Linked DNA regions of Homo sapiens: region 2 is linked to region 1. The links are chromatin loops, found by intact Hi-C in ENCODE. Cell type or tissue: PC-9. All regions are shown on one strand. Links, peaks and the distances in the headings refer to the core of each region. The heading gives the core; the rest is flanking DNA. Region 1 overlaps IGF2BP2 (insulin like growth factor 2 mRNA binding protein 2). Region 2 overlaps IGF2BP2 (insulin like growth factor 2 mRNA binding protein 2).

Evidence for each region. A loop is a pair of places that touch in the nucleus more often than their neighbours do. Peaks named below come from ENCODE experiments on the same cell type or tissue, not always from the same donor. Only the 100,000 strongest peaks of a DNase experiment are listed, where the experiment ranks them.
Region 2: it touches region 1 in a loop (19-fold over the local background); 7 of 110 quality-filtered maps call a loop at or near these places.

The regions. Positions count from the first base shown.
Region 1 is chr3:185,771,141-185,778,855 of GRCh38, forward strand. All of the region lies in intron 2 of IGF2BP2 (insulin like growth factor 2 mRNA binding protein 2), which reads right to left. Among named protein-coding and RNA genes, the nearest start is that of MIR548AQ, 7.1 kb to the left of the region's middle. RefSeq lists an enhancer at 2,512-3,364. In PC-9, for the core only: no CTCF peak of the experiment used is centred there; no DNase peak of the experiment used is centred there.
Region 2 is chr3:185,686,668-185,694,382 of GRCh38, forward strand. IGF2BP2 (insulin like growth factor 2 mRNA binding protein 2) reads right to left here. Exons shown (of 16, transcript NM_006548.6): 5 at 6,032-6,095; 6 at 2,688-2,960; 7 at 390-524. Among named protein-coding and RNA genes, the nearest start is that of IGF2BP2-AS1, 23 kb to the right of the region's middle. RefSeq lists an enhancer at 1,802-3,001 and a silencer at 2,657-2,834. In PC-9, for the core only: no CTCF peak of the experiment used is centred there; no DNase peak of the experiment used is centred there; H3K27ac peaks cover 1,603 bases.

The DNA of each region.
Region 1 (7,715 bases), core at 2,939-5,438:
TGAAAAGAGCCTAAATGGGCCAGGCATGGTGGCTCACGCCTGTAACCTCAGCACTTTGGGAGGGCGAGTTGGGCCGATCACTTGAGGCCAGGAGTTCGAGACCAGCCTGGCCAAGATGGTGAAACCCCTGTCTCTACTAAAAATATAAAAAATAGCCAGGTGTGGTGGTGCACGCCTATAATCCCAGCTACTTGGGTGGCTGAGGCAGGAGAATCACGTGAACCTGGGAGGTGGAGTTGCAGTGGGCTGAGATTGAGCCACTGCACTCCAGCCTGGGCGAAAGAGTAAGACTTCGTCTCAAAAAAAAAAAAAAAAGAATCTAAATATAATCACTGTTTTAACTGTTTTACAATTAAAATATGTTTATGAGACTCTGCTAAAACATGTAGGTAATGAGAAATCCATTTTAGAAAGACTGATATCCAAAACTCCTAAAACATTTGCTTAAGGAGGTAAACTTTCCACTTTCCAAAAACTTTCTAGATAACCAAGGCTCTGGCTGCCGTCGCTTCTCAACAATTTCAATAAATTAGTGAATCTCTTTCTCTTCTTCCTATGGTCTCATTTTTCCTTACAGTTTGAATAAGTAGTCTTGTCCTCTGAGTTTTTTTTAATGGTACATTTCAAATACTATGAGCTTACTTGCATTGCAACACTTAGTCTTGGTAATGAAAGAAAACAATGGAACTGGAAAGGTCTGGGGTCTATAACAGACCCATTTTTGAGGCTATGCAGCTCACACGGCCTCTTTGTCACAGAGGTGGGCTTCTGGAGGCGGTGTTTATATCCTGGAACCCTGTCACTGTGGCCATATCTGGTTAGGTCAGAAGTAGGCATCTCTGCCCCAAACAGAGCCAGTCAGAAACTCCTTCACAGCAACTCCTTTTGCTTAAGCTAGCTTGATTCTGTTTCTATTACTCAGAACCAAAAGGCTCTAGATAATACATTTTATGTATTTATTTGGTTTCTTTTCTGCTTGTCCACACTAAATTGTTTGCTCTACAAGGGCAAGGATTTCTGTCTGTTTTGTTCACTGTTCTAGCTCAAGTGCCTAGAATAATGCCTGGCCGATACTACAAAAATGTTTAGATACTCAAAAATGTTTGCTGAATAATGAATACTGTGAGCCTTCCTTAAAGAGTTTTCCCTACTGTAAGTTTTATTCAGTGGGCTGTTCTATTTGCTGAAGAGAAAACGCTAGGCTCTGTAGAGCTTGGTCTTTACCAACCTTCCACACGATATCTAAATATTTTCAAATTTATCTTTTCCCAAATATCTACTCCTCATGCTTCTGTATCTGAAAGATTCTCATCTCTCCTTCACAAGTTAGCAATTCAGTACTACAACGGCTGTACATAGTGTATTATATCACTATATCATCATCAATCATTACAATGGGATAATCCCTATACAACTCCTTTTCTTCCCTTCTCTCTCTTTTTTTTTTTTTTTTTTTTTTGAGACAAAGTCTCGCTGTGTCGCCCAGGCTGGAGTGCAGTGGTGCAACCTCAGCTCACTGCAAACTCTGCCTCCCAGATTCAAGCGATTCTCCTGTCTCAGCCTCCCAAGTAGCTGGGACTACAGGCATGCGCCACCATGCCCAGCTAATTTTTGTATTTTTAGTACAGACGGGGTTTCACCATGTTAGCCAGGCTAGTCTTAAACTCCTGACCTCAGGTGATCCACCCACCTCAGCCTCCCAAAGTGCTGGGATTACAGGCGTGAGCCACCGTGCCCGGCCCTTTCCTTCTCTTTCGCCCTTCTAAATGTCTGCTCTCAATAATGTCATAGCCTGGGCCATCTATTAATGAATGGGCAGAAGACTTCATCCCTGCTTCCCAAGCTCCAGGATTTAAATGGTGTCTGCAAGGGAATATAGAGGTGCTCCAGGAGGCCTGATAACTAACCCCATCAGGGTACCAATTAGGTTCCCAAGAGCAGCAAAGCACGTGACTGCTACCCAGGAGGCTAAATAGCACAATACCATTCCAAATCTCTTCACTAAGGACCAGGTAAGCAGACAAACCAAAAAGATAGCTGGCCACATTTTTATACCTCCTAGGTGCTATTCTAACTCCTATTACTGAGCCATTTACCTGCTCTGTGTGTTGATTAGTAAAACAGATAATTCCTACTTGTCTATATTGTTAAGGAGGAATAATCACTATTATAACACTATAGACTATAGAACTTGAGCTTTTGGCTAAGACAGAATGATCTATTAGACCTTCAAATAATTTAACAGGCGGAAGTACTAAATAAATATAAATTGTTCCCATACAAAGTTTGAGTGCAGATTACACATTCAAATGGAAATATACATGAATAGATAATTTTTAGAAGTAGGAAATTTTCCCCAGATATATGGTTTTAAAATTCAGTGTTTATGCTTAAAACTACTTAGTTAAAAACAGAACAAAATAGACTTTAGGTAAGTTTAAATTTCCTACATAAAAACTAAGTTAGGAAGGCCAAGGAGGGGTTTATTTATAAGGTCAAAAGAAACATGATCAGTTGCTCATAGAAAAATGAGCAACTGGCCTTATCCCTACAGTACTTTACAATTCCTTTGATCAACTCATCTTCTCATGCCACTTTCTTTTTCTTGCTGAAATTTCTCAGTGTAACTTCTTAGGCTTAAATTCTCACAATTTTCTTTTCATTAGCTCAATTTTACTTGCAGTCTGAATACTCGTTTAAAAACAAGTGCTCTAAAAGCCCTTGTGCCACATTTTTAACGTGCTGAGCACACTCATGCAAGTGATCTAACAAAGACAAATACTTTCTCAGCTCCTTCGCGGAGATCTTCTCACTTCTGGCCCTCCCTTCCTGGAAGTCCTGACTTCACTGACTGAGAGGAGAAACAAATCTCTTTTGATCTCTGGCTGGAGTGAGAGCTGCCTGCTGTTCTCTACCTCTCCTTAACACAGTGCTGAACACAATTTTCTGGAGGAGTGCCAGAATGTGTGCCTTTCTGGAAGGGCAAATAATTATGGCCTCATCCTTACTCCAGTTCATACAATTGAGGCGGGTATGGACAGTCTAGAGCACAAGCAAGCAGGAGGGAGACGGTTACACAGGGCTTGCATGGTTTCAATGACTTTCACCAGGTTTCAGATGTCTGCTTGTTTTCCTCTACTACTGCTAAATCACGGACTAAGAAAGTAAAAACAGGCCGGGCATGGTGGTTCCCGCCTGTAAGGCCTGCACTTTGGGAGGCCGAGGTGGGCGGATCACGAGGTCAGGAGATAGAGACCATCTTGACTAACACATTGAAACCCTGTCTCTACTAAAAATACAAAAAATTAGCCAGGCATGGTGGCAGGCACCTATAGTCCCAGCTACTCAGGAGGCTGAGGCAGGAGAATGGAGTGAACCCTGGAGGCAGAGCTTGCAGTGAGCTGAGATCGCGCCACTGCACTCCAGCCTGGGCAACAGAGCGAGACTCTGTCTCAAAAAAAAAAAAAGAAAAGAAAAGAAAGTAAAAACAACTTCAAGAAACACCAGTGGGGCCAACTCCTGCTTTCCCATTGATAAATAAGTCTCACAGACAGTATATGTGACAGTTAAGAGGCGGCTGGGGACGGGCGTGGTGGCTCACACCTGTAATCCCAGCACTTTGGGAGACCAAGGTGGGCAGATCACAAGGTCACGGCAGATCACAAGGTCAGGAGTATCAGACCAGCCTGGCCAATATGATGAAACCCCGTCTCTACTAAAAATACAAAAATTAGCCGGGGATGCTGGTGGGCTCCTGTAGTCCCAGCTACTTGGGAGGCTGAGGCAGGAGAATCTCTTGAACCTGGGAGGCGGGGCTTGCAGTGAGCCCAGATTGTGCCACTGCACTCCAGCCTGGGCAACAGAGTCAGACTCCGTCTAAAAAGAAAAAAAAAAAAAGAGGGAGCTGGGTTCAGATTTTGGCTCCAACACTTGTCTGGATGAACTCTAGCAAGTTACTTAAGCTCTATGGTCTCAGTTTCTTTATTTGTAAAAGAATAATAACAGCACTGACCTCATAGGACTGTTCAGAAGTTATATGAGAAAAACATGCAAAGCATTTACAACAATACCTGCCTTGTGAGAGCTCAGTAAATGATGGCAGTAATAACTGTTGATGTGTGATTAATACCCATATTACTGGTGTTGTTTTGTAAAGGAGTTGTTCCAAGAATTGCAGTGCCTTCATTCAGCAAACATTTCAATGAACACTTATGATATCTTATATGTGGCTAAACTCTGGAGACAGAGACTCAGAAGCCGCAATCTGGACCCTCCAAACAGCATCCAATCAAGTGGAAGATGATCATTTAAACAACACATCACACAATGGTAAGAGCTAGAACAGAGATGTACATAGGATCTTGACAAGCCAAAGAAGCAGCCTGAGAGTTCCAAGGAAGGAGAATGATCCAGAGCAAGGAGAAAGGTGAACTGGAGTGCACCAACAGAATAGGAGAGGGAACATCATTCTGAGCAAGGTTGGGGAATGGCAAAACATAAGACTAATAAGCTTAGCAAAAGCAATGTATGAAAGGTCTAAGATATTTGAACTTTAGCTTGAAGAGAAATGGAGATCACTGACTGTAGGACAAAGGATGGGCTGGGTTAGGGAAATAAAAGAAGATGGCTGAGTGAAGATTACTGCAATAATAAAAACGCCAGTCCAAGCACTAATAAAATGTAAAGGTATAATTTAAGAACTAGCAATTCCACTTCTCAATCCCTACCCTAGAGAAATACTTATATATAAGCGTGAATAATAGGATATTACAAAAATGTTTATTGCAGCATGTTTGGAATTGGAAACAGCCTAGCAATAGGCAAATGGCAAGGTGGCTCAAGCCTGCAATCCCAGCACTTTGGGTGGCCAAGGCGGGATAATCACTTGAGCCCAGGAGTTTGAGACGAACCTGGACAACACAGTGAGGTCACGTCTTTATAAAAAACTTAACAAATTAGCTGGGTGTGGTAGTGCACACCTGTAGTCCCAGCTACCTGGGCAGCTGAGGTGGGAAGATCACTTGAGCCCAGGAATTCAAGGCTGTAGTAAGCTACGATCATGCCACTGTACTCCAGCCTGTGTGAAAGAAGTGAGACTCTGCCTCTAAAAAAATAATAAATAAAAATAAAATAAAAACCCCAAGGTAGGCAAGGATAGATTAAAAACTCCAAAGAGCCTTATAGGTAGTATGGAGTAGAGAGAACAGATCCACAACATGTTTATAATTTAAAGTGACAGGTCTTAGTTGTGGATTGGATGTGAAGGATCAGAAAATGGAAAAAGTAAAAAGTGAGGACCGGGTTACTGACTGGAGAAATGAAGTTGATGGTGGTGCAACTGAGATCCAGGCAGAGAGGATCTGGGGGAAAGGATGCTGAGCCTCGTTTTGAACGTGTTGAGTTGAGGGACTTAGGGACATTCAGATGGAGCTATCCAATAGGAAGGAAGTCAGAAATACAGATCTGCATTTGTGAATCCAGGGTGAGGGCGGAGATAGAGAAGACTCCAGAATGCAGCCAAAGCCACAGCAGGGGTGTCATGGGAGTTGAAGGTAACGAAGATGGACCACCCCAGGAGATAAGAGTGCAAGGGAGAAAAAAAGAGCAGATGCCACAGCAACCAACATTTTCTCAGAACTACACTATTTTCATCTTCATCGGTCTTGTCAACAACAACTTTCTCAAACATTCCAATGTTCTTTATTTATATACCATCTGTTTCACAAATATTTGAGGCAGCTTATGGTAAAGACATACAATAAAACAGTGCAATATAAATGAAATGAATACATCAGGGTAAGAAAATAGGAAATTAGATTAGGAGGTCAAGACAGAAGCAGACTCAGAAAGAAAGTAGGGTTAAAATACAATTATTCAGTTCAAAAGGGTACTAAAGAGTTGCTACATTAGAGCTATGAGTTTGGCTCTGAGCTTCCTAGTGGCCAAAGTGAAAAGAGAGATAGTTGCCTCCAAAAGAAGAAACTACAGGAAGTCCTCACTTAATGTTGTCAATAGCTTCTTGGAAACTGCAACTTTAAGCAAAATGATGTGTAACAAAACCAATTTTACCATAGGCTAGTTAATATAAAGAAGAGTTAAGTTTTTAAGGTATATTTCTGGTCACAAAACCACCAGCCTGGGCAACATGGCAAAACCTTGTCTCTAAAAAAATAAAAGATTAGCCAAAACCAAAACCAAAACAAAACAAAAAAAATTAGCTAAGCATGGTGGCTCATGCCTGTAGTCCCAGCTATTCAGGAGGATGGCTTGGGCCCAGGAAGTCGAAGCTGCAGTGAGCCAAGATCGCACCACTAGCCTCTAGCCTGGGTGACAGAGCAAGACCCTGTCTCAAAAAAACAACAACAATAACAAAATCACCAAACTTCTAAAAGAAAAACCCCAAAACACTTTCAATTTTAAACATTTAAATAAATGAGCTATGCACACATCTAAGAAATATTCATAAAAACAAGTAAGATCATTATTTACCCAATTTTCAGTGAATCAGTGAGTGATGTCAGTCATAATGGTGGTGGGTTAAATCAAGGAATAAATGTTTGCAAAGCTAAAATTGTAAGGAGCATCTCCTATCACCACACAGTTCAAAAACCATCACAAGGGCTGGGCACAGTGGCTCACACCTGTAATCCCAGCACTTTGGGAGGCCAAGGCAGGCAGATCTCCTGAGGTCAGGAGGTCGAGACCAACCCGGTCAACATGGTGAAATCCTGTTTCTACTAAATATACAAAAAAATTAGCCCGGCACAGTGATGCACATCTGTAATCCCAGCTACTTGGGAGGCTGAGGCAGGAGAATCTCTTGAACCCAGGAGGTGGAGGTTGCAGTGAGCCGAGATTGCAAGAGTGAGACTCCGTCAAAAAAAAAAAAATCACAAATGTGGAGGCTCGCTGAGCATTGTTGTGCTGTATCACTTACTGTCATGCATTTGTACTACCATCTACTTTCATTTTACAGTAATTTATATTCATTCATTCATTCATTTTCCAACCTGCTTATTCCAATACAAAGTTGAGAGTAGCTGGAGCACGTCTTGGCAGCTCAGGGCACAAGGCCAGAAGCAACCCTGGACAGGACACCATTCCATCTCACGGCACTCACACACACCCCCACACTCACTCAGACAGGGACAACTTAGACACGCCAATTAACCTAATGTGTGCAACTTTAGAATATGGGAGGAAACTGGAGTACTCAGAGAAAAGCCACACAGACAGGGAGAATGTGCAAATTCTACACAGCGGCCTAGCCAGGAGTCAACTTTTTTCTCATCAACATTATAATAAAGCAACATAAAACTGAATGACATTATTTGGGACCTGCTGTATATTCCCTCTCAGGATTAACTGATTTGCCCAAGATCACCTAGTTAAAAGGCGAATAATGCCTTCCCCTCTACCAAGTTGCTTCAACATGCAAGTACTCTACAGCTAGTCACAGTCTCATTATCAGGATGGCACAGCAGGAAGGGAACTAGACTCGGAATCTGGACACCTGGTTCTACAGGACTAGCTCTTCTGCTAACCATGAACCCAAGACAGGTCATTTACATTTTTGGTGTCTTGTTTTCTCAACTATAAAATAACTACTTTCACTGAACCAGAGTCAACCAATACATGCTATTTGTGCTACAATTCTCCAATCCAGCACACTCTGACCAACATTGCTAGTTAATCACAGAAATCTTTTCTGTTGA
Region 2 (7,715 bases), core at 2,709-5,208, 85 kb before region 1:
CAGTTCTTCCACTGTACTAGCCACATTTCAAATACTCAATAGCAACATGTGGCTATTGAACAGTGCAGATATAGAACATTTCTATCATTGCAGAAAGTTCTATTGGACAGCATGAGTCTGTATGTTCCTCCCAATAATTACTATCAATGGGTGATAGAAGCATCAAAATCACCGAGAGACATGCAAGTGAAGAGACAGCCATATGTAAATGCAAAAGATCTACTTCCCACTGTATTCTACTTGGGAACAAATTTCTTAAACACAATCCCTCCCTGCCTCTGTTACTGAGTAACAGATTTGGAGTTTTTAAAAAAAACCTCTTGGGTTAAATGAGGGAGAATCTACTCTTTTTCTCTGTTGAGTGATCTGGGCATTGCATGCAAACTTACAGTTTGGTCTCATCTGCCTCTTTCTGCATGATTTCAAGAATCATGCGGCATGCTTCAGAAGTCCCCTCTGGGGTGGCATGGATGGTGACAGGCTTCTCTGCAGCTCCAGAGTTCTCTTTTCTATGGATATCTACCCTGTAGGAAAAGAATCAGGAGCCATGATTACAAGGTCATCTGGATAGGACCCTAGCCCCAAGAAAGCGTCACACCAACCCATGTACAGCAAGGACACAGACAGACAAGGAGGCGTCATCAGCACGTTTGCAATCAGTGCCATTCTCCAAGAAGGAGGCAAGCAGTGCAGGGGGTCTTGTGCCAAATTTTAATTATTTGCAGCTTCATTTAGAAGGGAACGGTTCTTACAGGAGTGCTGTAGGACAAAGGCACTAAGCCAACTCAGTAATGAAGCCAGTTTGGTAAATGAAGTATTTTGTGTAGTCTTTCAAATGACTGCAGAAGTGAAGAGTAAAGTGAGAAGGATAATACTGCACATTGGCACAGTGCCGGTCTCTGAACTGATTGCAGCTTTTAAAAGCCATATGTTAATCCAAATCCGAACACCAAATTCAAGCAAGCTTTATATATTTGAGTGTGGATAGAAAACAGAGGCATGCCCTCTCTCTGCCTAAGTTTTTGGTTTCCTTTCCATTGGCAGCCTGCCATTAAGACTAATGGCTCAAAAGCTTGATGACTTTATCAGACTTCTTTGGGTAGTTGTGGTCCTACCTGTTTTTGTTAACTTTCAAAATTACATAACTGATTATATCCTTTTTACTTTGGTTGTTAGAAAGCCTAGAGCCAAGTCTTTGGTTGACGTCTAAAAAATGGGCACACACTTTGAGAGCTAACCCCACTTCTATTTAAACTTGTTACATTTTTTTTTCAAGCCACCTTACACAATTTTTGCACAAAAAGACACAAATAAAAGTCACTTTCGCAGTGAACTTGGAGGAAAAGCCAGGGCTGATTTTAAAATAAAAGGATACCAAACAGTAACTTCCCTCTCTATTTCCTCACTTCTAAGATGTGGCACTCCAGACTCATCCATATCAGTGTCTATTATTTGGGGATAAATAAGACATTCTGAAGAAAATAGCATTTCTCTTTCAGGTTACAAGACACCCACTGAATGACCTGAATAAAGTGTACCAGCCCATGTAAATAATTATTATGTGTCAGTAATTGGGTGCTTTGCAATTTAAGTACTTTCATATTAATTATTTCACTCAATCTCCCTGATTGTGCTAATTGTCATAATAATCCTGGCAAAACAGACAGGAACCCTCTATTTATTTATTTATTTAGAGATGGAGTTTCACTCTGTTGCCCAGGCTGGAGTGCAGTGGCGCCATCTCGGCTCACTGCAACCTCCGCCTCCTGGGTTCAAGTGATTCTCCTGCCTCAGCCTCCAGAGTAGCTGGGATTACAGGCGTGAGCCACCACAACTGGCTGATTTTTGTATTTTTAGTAGAGACAGGGTTTCACCATGTTAGCCAGGCTGGTCTCGAACTCCTGACCTCAGATGATCCCCCTGCTTCAGCCTCCCAAAGTGCTGGGATTACAGGGATGAGTCTCTGTAATACAGAGGGTGCCCAGCCAGAACCCTCTTTTTATAGAAGAGGCAACTGATGCTCAGAGAGGTTAACATCTTTTCCAAGATCACAAAACCATTTAAAGTGCTACAACTTGAACGTAAGTCTTTGTTTTCAAGTCCCGAGCTTGCTTTATTACATCATGCTACAGTCTTAGGAAGATACAAAAATCAACAATTCCATAAGACGTTTTATTCACCAACTCTTACAATCAGTTCAGTCTCCTTGAACAGGGAGGAAACTAAACAGAAGGCCAGTGTGCTTTATTTCTTGCTTGACGTGGCAGTGACTCACCCACTTCTTTGTGAGACTACCTATGTTGTCACAAGAATGGCCACCCCCAGGGCTCTGACTCAGGGGAAGAGGAAGAGCTATGATGAGTGGGTTCTAGGATCCCGCAGAGCTCCAAACCTCTGCTTTTGTAGAAATCAATGCATCCATAAGCATTAGTTCGCTTACAGGAACAGTCCTGGCTGTGAGGTTATCAGTACCCTCTTTATGAACTTTTAGCCTCTCAGCATGAAAGCTTGTCACAGCCCCCAGCTTGATGTTAGTCTGTTAGTAGTCCTGTTGAAAGAAGCCACTGTCTCTTACAGCACAGCCCCCCACTGCTGATGTAAGCAATTGTGACCTAAGAGTGGCTGAGACCCACCAGCACGCAGGGGACCCCTCAGAAGGAAGCAAAGGAAGCCCCACAGGCACGTACCGGGACTGGGTCTGCTTAGTGATGTTCTTTATGGTCAAGCCCTCCTTTCCGATGATGGCACCAACAAACTGGGTGGGGACCAGGATCCGCAGCGGGAAATCAATCTGTCTGGCCTGAGAAGTGCCCCCAGGGGCGTGGCCTTGCTCCCGGGAAGAGTGGTCCCCACGCTGGGCTCGCTGAGGGGGCGAAGGGGAGCTCACCTCTTCATCCGGGATGTAGGAAATCTTGAAGGAGTAGTTCTCAAACTGATGCCCGCTTAGCTTCTCCATGGCTCTGAAATGCAGCAGGACAGGGGAGCTTCGTCAGAAACCAACATCAAGAAAGACCCTCCCGGCCGGGCGCGGTGGCTCACGCCTGTAATCCCAGCACTTTGGGAGGCCGAGGCGGGTGGATCACGAGGTCAGGAGATCGAGACCATCCCGGCTAAAACGGTGAAACCCCGTCTCTACTAAAAATACAAAAAATTAGCCGGGCGTAGTGGCGGGCGCCTGTAGTCCCAGCTACTTGGGAGGCTGAGGCAGGAGAATGGCGTGAACCCGGGAGGCGGAGCTTGCAGTGAGCCGAGATCCTGCCACTGCACTCCAGCCTGGGCGACAGAGCGAGACTCCGTCTCAAAAAAAAAAAAAAAAAGAAAGACCCTCCCGCAAGACTGGTTCATTCACTCCCATTTAATAGGTGCCTATATGGTGCCATGCCAGGCACTGAACATACAGTGGTGAGCAAGACAGACACCATCTCTGCTCCCTCAGGGCTTACGGTTAACAGTTAAACAAGTAATCACAACGCATCAGCCTGGTCAGGCTTCATATCCAACATTACAGCCTGGTTTCTCCACCACTCAAGGCCATTTCCCCCTTATCAAAAACTCTTATAAATATCAGTATAAAATTATGACTCATTTTTTTCTCATTTTAATCATCATACATATTATTGAAAATTCAGAAATATGTAAGTGCAAATAAAATCCTAATCCACTATCTTTACTGTCTTTCTTAAATATAAACATATTATTGCTTATAAAAATGGGTTAATATTGTACATACTATGTTCTAACCTTTAAAAAAACAGTTAATATTCTAAAACATTTTTCAATGTCACTAAGTACCTTTCAGTATAATTTACACATGACTCAACTGCAGTATCAGTATAATTTTTAATGACTGTTTAACATTCTATTGATTTACCATAGTTTTTGCAACTGATCCTTTATAGTTAGATATCTGTTGTATCCAACCTTTTACAGTTACACACACTGTCACCATTGGCATCTTTGCAACTACAACTTTGCACACAGGACAAATTCCTAGTAGAATTGTTAACTATTGCCCAGTGGGCCCCTGGAATGGTTTCAACATTTATGATCCCATAGCAGTTTAGGAGAGAGCATTTGTGTCCTTGAATCTTCAAATGCACAGAGCGCTGTTATTTAAAGATATTTATCAATTTGATAGGGGATAAATGATATACCACTATTATATTCTTAAAATGACACACGAAATACACTATCCTTTTCACATATTTTTAGTAGCATTAACCCAATTTTACTAGGTTAATGTCTAGGACTTGTAAATTTATTACAAAGCAGCACCTTTTGAATTTAATAAAAGCAATAGAGTAATATCATGTAGAGAGGTCCACCCAAGCAGCAGCTAGATAAGGGCTGTGGAGTTGAGTTGTTGGTGTATCTCCACTTACAAATGTGTACAAGGTAAAGTTAACACTAAATGAACTATTACCTTTTTCTTTTTTTTTATTTTTTTCGAGACAGAGTTTCGCCCTTATTGACCAGGCTGGAGTGCAATGGCGCGATCTCAGCTCACTGCAACCTCTGCCTCCCAAGTTCAAGTGATTCTCTTGCCTCAGCCTCCCGAGTAGCTGGGATTACAGGCATGCGCCACCACGCCTGGCTAATTTTGTATTTTTAGTAGAGATGGGGTTTCTCCATGTTGGTCAGGCTGGTCTCGATCTCCCAGCCTCAGGTGATCTGCCCACCTCGGCCTCCCAAAGGGCTGGGATTACAGGCATGAGCCACCACGCCTGGCCTGAACCATTATCTTTTTCAATGCAAAATTAACATTTTGAAAACTAGCAGTATGAAAATGGGTTAAATATCTTTGTATGTTGAAAAAGAACACTATAATCCTGGGATATATAGCCAAGGTTATGCCACACCCATAAAGCAAGACCAAATGTGACCATAATTCTAGTTATAATGACCTGACAGGCACTTTAAGGACCTCCTACAAAAAAGGAACTTGTTTTTGTTGTTCTTTTAAAGATGGGGGTCTCATTATTTTGCCCAGGCTGGTCTCAAACTCCTGGCTTCAAGTAATCCTCACCCTCCCAAGTAGCTGGGATTATAAGCATGTGCCACCACATCCGGCTGTTGTTGTTTTGAGAGGCAGGGTCTTGCTCTGTTGCCCAGGCTGGATGGTAGTGGTGCAATCACAGCTTACTGCAGCCTTACCATCCTGGGCTCAAGTGATCCTCCTGCCTCAGCCTCCCAAGTAGCTGGAACTACAGGTGCAAGCCACCATTCCCAGCTAATTTTTAAATTGTTTTTTTGTAGAGACTGGGTCTCCCTATGTTGTCCAGGTTGGTCTCAAACTCCTGGGCTCAAGCAATCCTCCGGCCTTGCCCAAAATGCTGGGATTACAGGCATGAGCCACCATGCCTGGCCTCATTGTTTTTTAAGAGACTTGATCTCATGTCCATTAACAGCTAAGCTCAAAATTAACCATCCCTGAAGTAATGAATGGGCACTGGAAAGAGGATGGGGATTGGAGAAAAGAACCCAAACCAGGTGCTATTGAGTAACCACTCTCAGACAATTCTCTCGGCTGCTGCTCTCACTGAGGTGGATTCCCTCCTAATGTTACACACACAAAATTGATGTTTTGGTATAGGCTTGTGCTGCCTCTTCACAGTGCATGGAGGAAGCTCTAGGTAAAAGTGGTCCCAAGTGTTTGGCAAAGCAGAGTCTAGGAGACACAGTGTCACAGGTATGGTGCCCTCTATTCCCGATCATGTCAAGACACAGCTCCCATCTTGGTTTTGATGCCAAGGCTCAACATTTTTCAAGTCTCTACACAATCCACAAATATCCCGGTGTGAATGTCCTGGAGCTCCACTGACATGTCAAAGATGGCAGGAACACCCTGGAGCTCTACCAATATGTCAAAGGTGGCTCAGATGCCGTGGAGCTCCATGGGTATGTCAAAGGTGGCACATATCCAGCTCAAAGATCTGCATCTTTTTAGAAAACATTTAAAAACACAGAACTCAATGGAATTCAAATATAAAAACAAATAAATTTAAACAGAAATAAGCCCAAATCTGCTTACATTTTTGCTTCTTCTCTTGTTGCATATGTGACGTTGACAACGGCGGTTTCTGTGTCTGTGTTGACTAGGGAAAAGGCAAAAACTACACTGTCATAGGAAAAAGTGCTGTCACCCTCTGGCTTAATGTAAACAGACAAACTTTAGAGAAAAATGCATAAAACCCTCATCACACTGGCTCCACAGTTATCTGCATCTCTACGTTTATTCATCTGAGTTCACAGTAATTTGTAATCAATTGTATATAACACGTTTGTAATCAATCGTATGAACAACTCAGAACTATATTTTCCACATATTTTATAAACACTTTTATATGAGTATTTTGTATCAGTACATTTTCTTTGTATTTTTCATTTTTAATGTCTATATAAAATTGCAGTGAGTCAAATGTACCATGACTTGCCTAACCATTCCCCAATTGTTGGTAAGTAGGCTGTTCCCACTATTTGCTAGTCTAAATAGTGTTGCTAAAAATCACCTTTGTTGCAAACATCACTGGATTGTGTGTTCTTCTGAATTACTTCTTTAGGCTAAAATCACAGAAGAAAAGTAATGCAGTAAAAGAACATGATGCTTTTTAATGCATATTTTCAGACTGGTCTCCTAGAAGTTTGTATCAATTTATTACATCACTATCAAGGTATGAGTTTTAATTATAATTTGCATTAATTCTTAAATAATTGGATATACATATAAAACAATAAGAAAATATTTTAATTTAAATTATTCATTCACTGACAAGGTTGAACCATCACTATTTTTGTTTCCCTTTGACTGAACTCTTTGACTGTGTGGGTTAAATCTAATAAATAAAACTGACAATTCTAATTACTTGGCTAAAAGAGAAAGTATAAACTCTATGATTGGCTAATAAGGGATTACTCTTGTGAGTTGTCTTGTCTTAGATCATAATTTCTTGCCTCTTCTTCTATAGTTAGAAATTAAAAATAAATTCAAATGCCAGAGAAAACTTTCTCAATCCAAGCCAGTAAACTTAAACACCAAAAATATATGTTTCCCAAAACAAAGGTGACTAGATCAATTCTTCCCTTTAAAAGATTTAAGCTGTTGGGAGTTTGGAGTTAACAACAACATTAAGTTAAAGATAATTCAAGAAAATTATGATAAACCTGCTGTCCAAAGTAATAATAAAACTCTATAATATACGATTCTTTACACTGGACCCATGCTTGAGCTTCAAGAATTCTATAAACCCCTCCAAAATGATTCAAACTTGTAGAAATGTGAATTTTTCTTGTTATTTTACAAGATTTGCAAAGGGACCTGAGACCCCGAAAAGCTTAAGGACTACTGTTAAAAATACTGTTTGTTAAATAACTTTAAAGCAGCTGCAGCCTTTATGGGTTGCAGGGAGTTGTATGTAATGCTCAGAAAGAGCTGCCACTGAGAATTACATGTAATAAACCCGAGCCCAGCTCTGGCCTTGGCCTGGAGTGTTCATAGCACGCTTTAATTCACACTTAACCCACAGAAGTCCTCACAGTGCAAAACAGGGGAGGTGTAGCACATTACTGTCCTCTCTCAGTGCTGACACAGAGAATGCTAAAAAGGTTTCATATTTGCTGCTTTCTAGTGCTACAGATAAGGCTGTAGACTCCCAGAAAGGGCTGGGTTTGAACCTCCTGAATAAAGCTATCCATTAGGATTCTCAGATTCTGTGCTC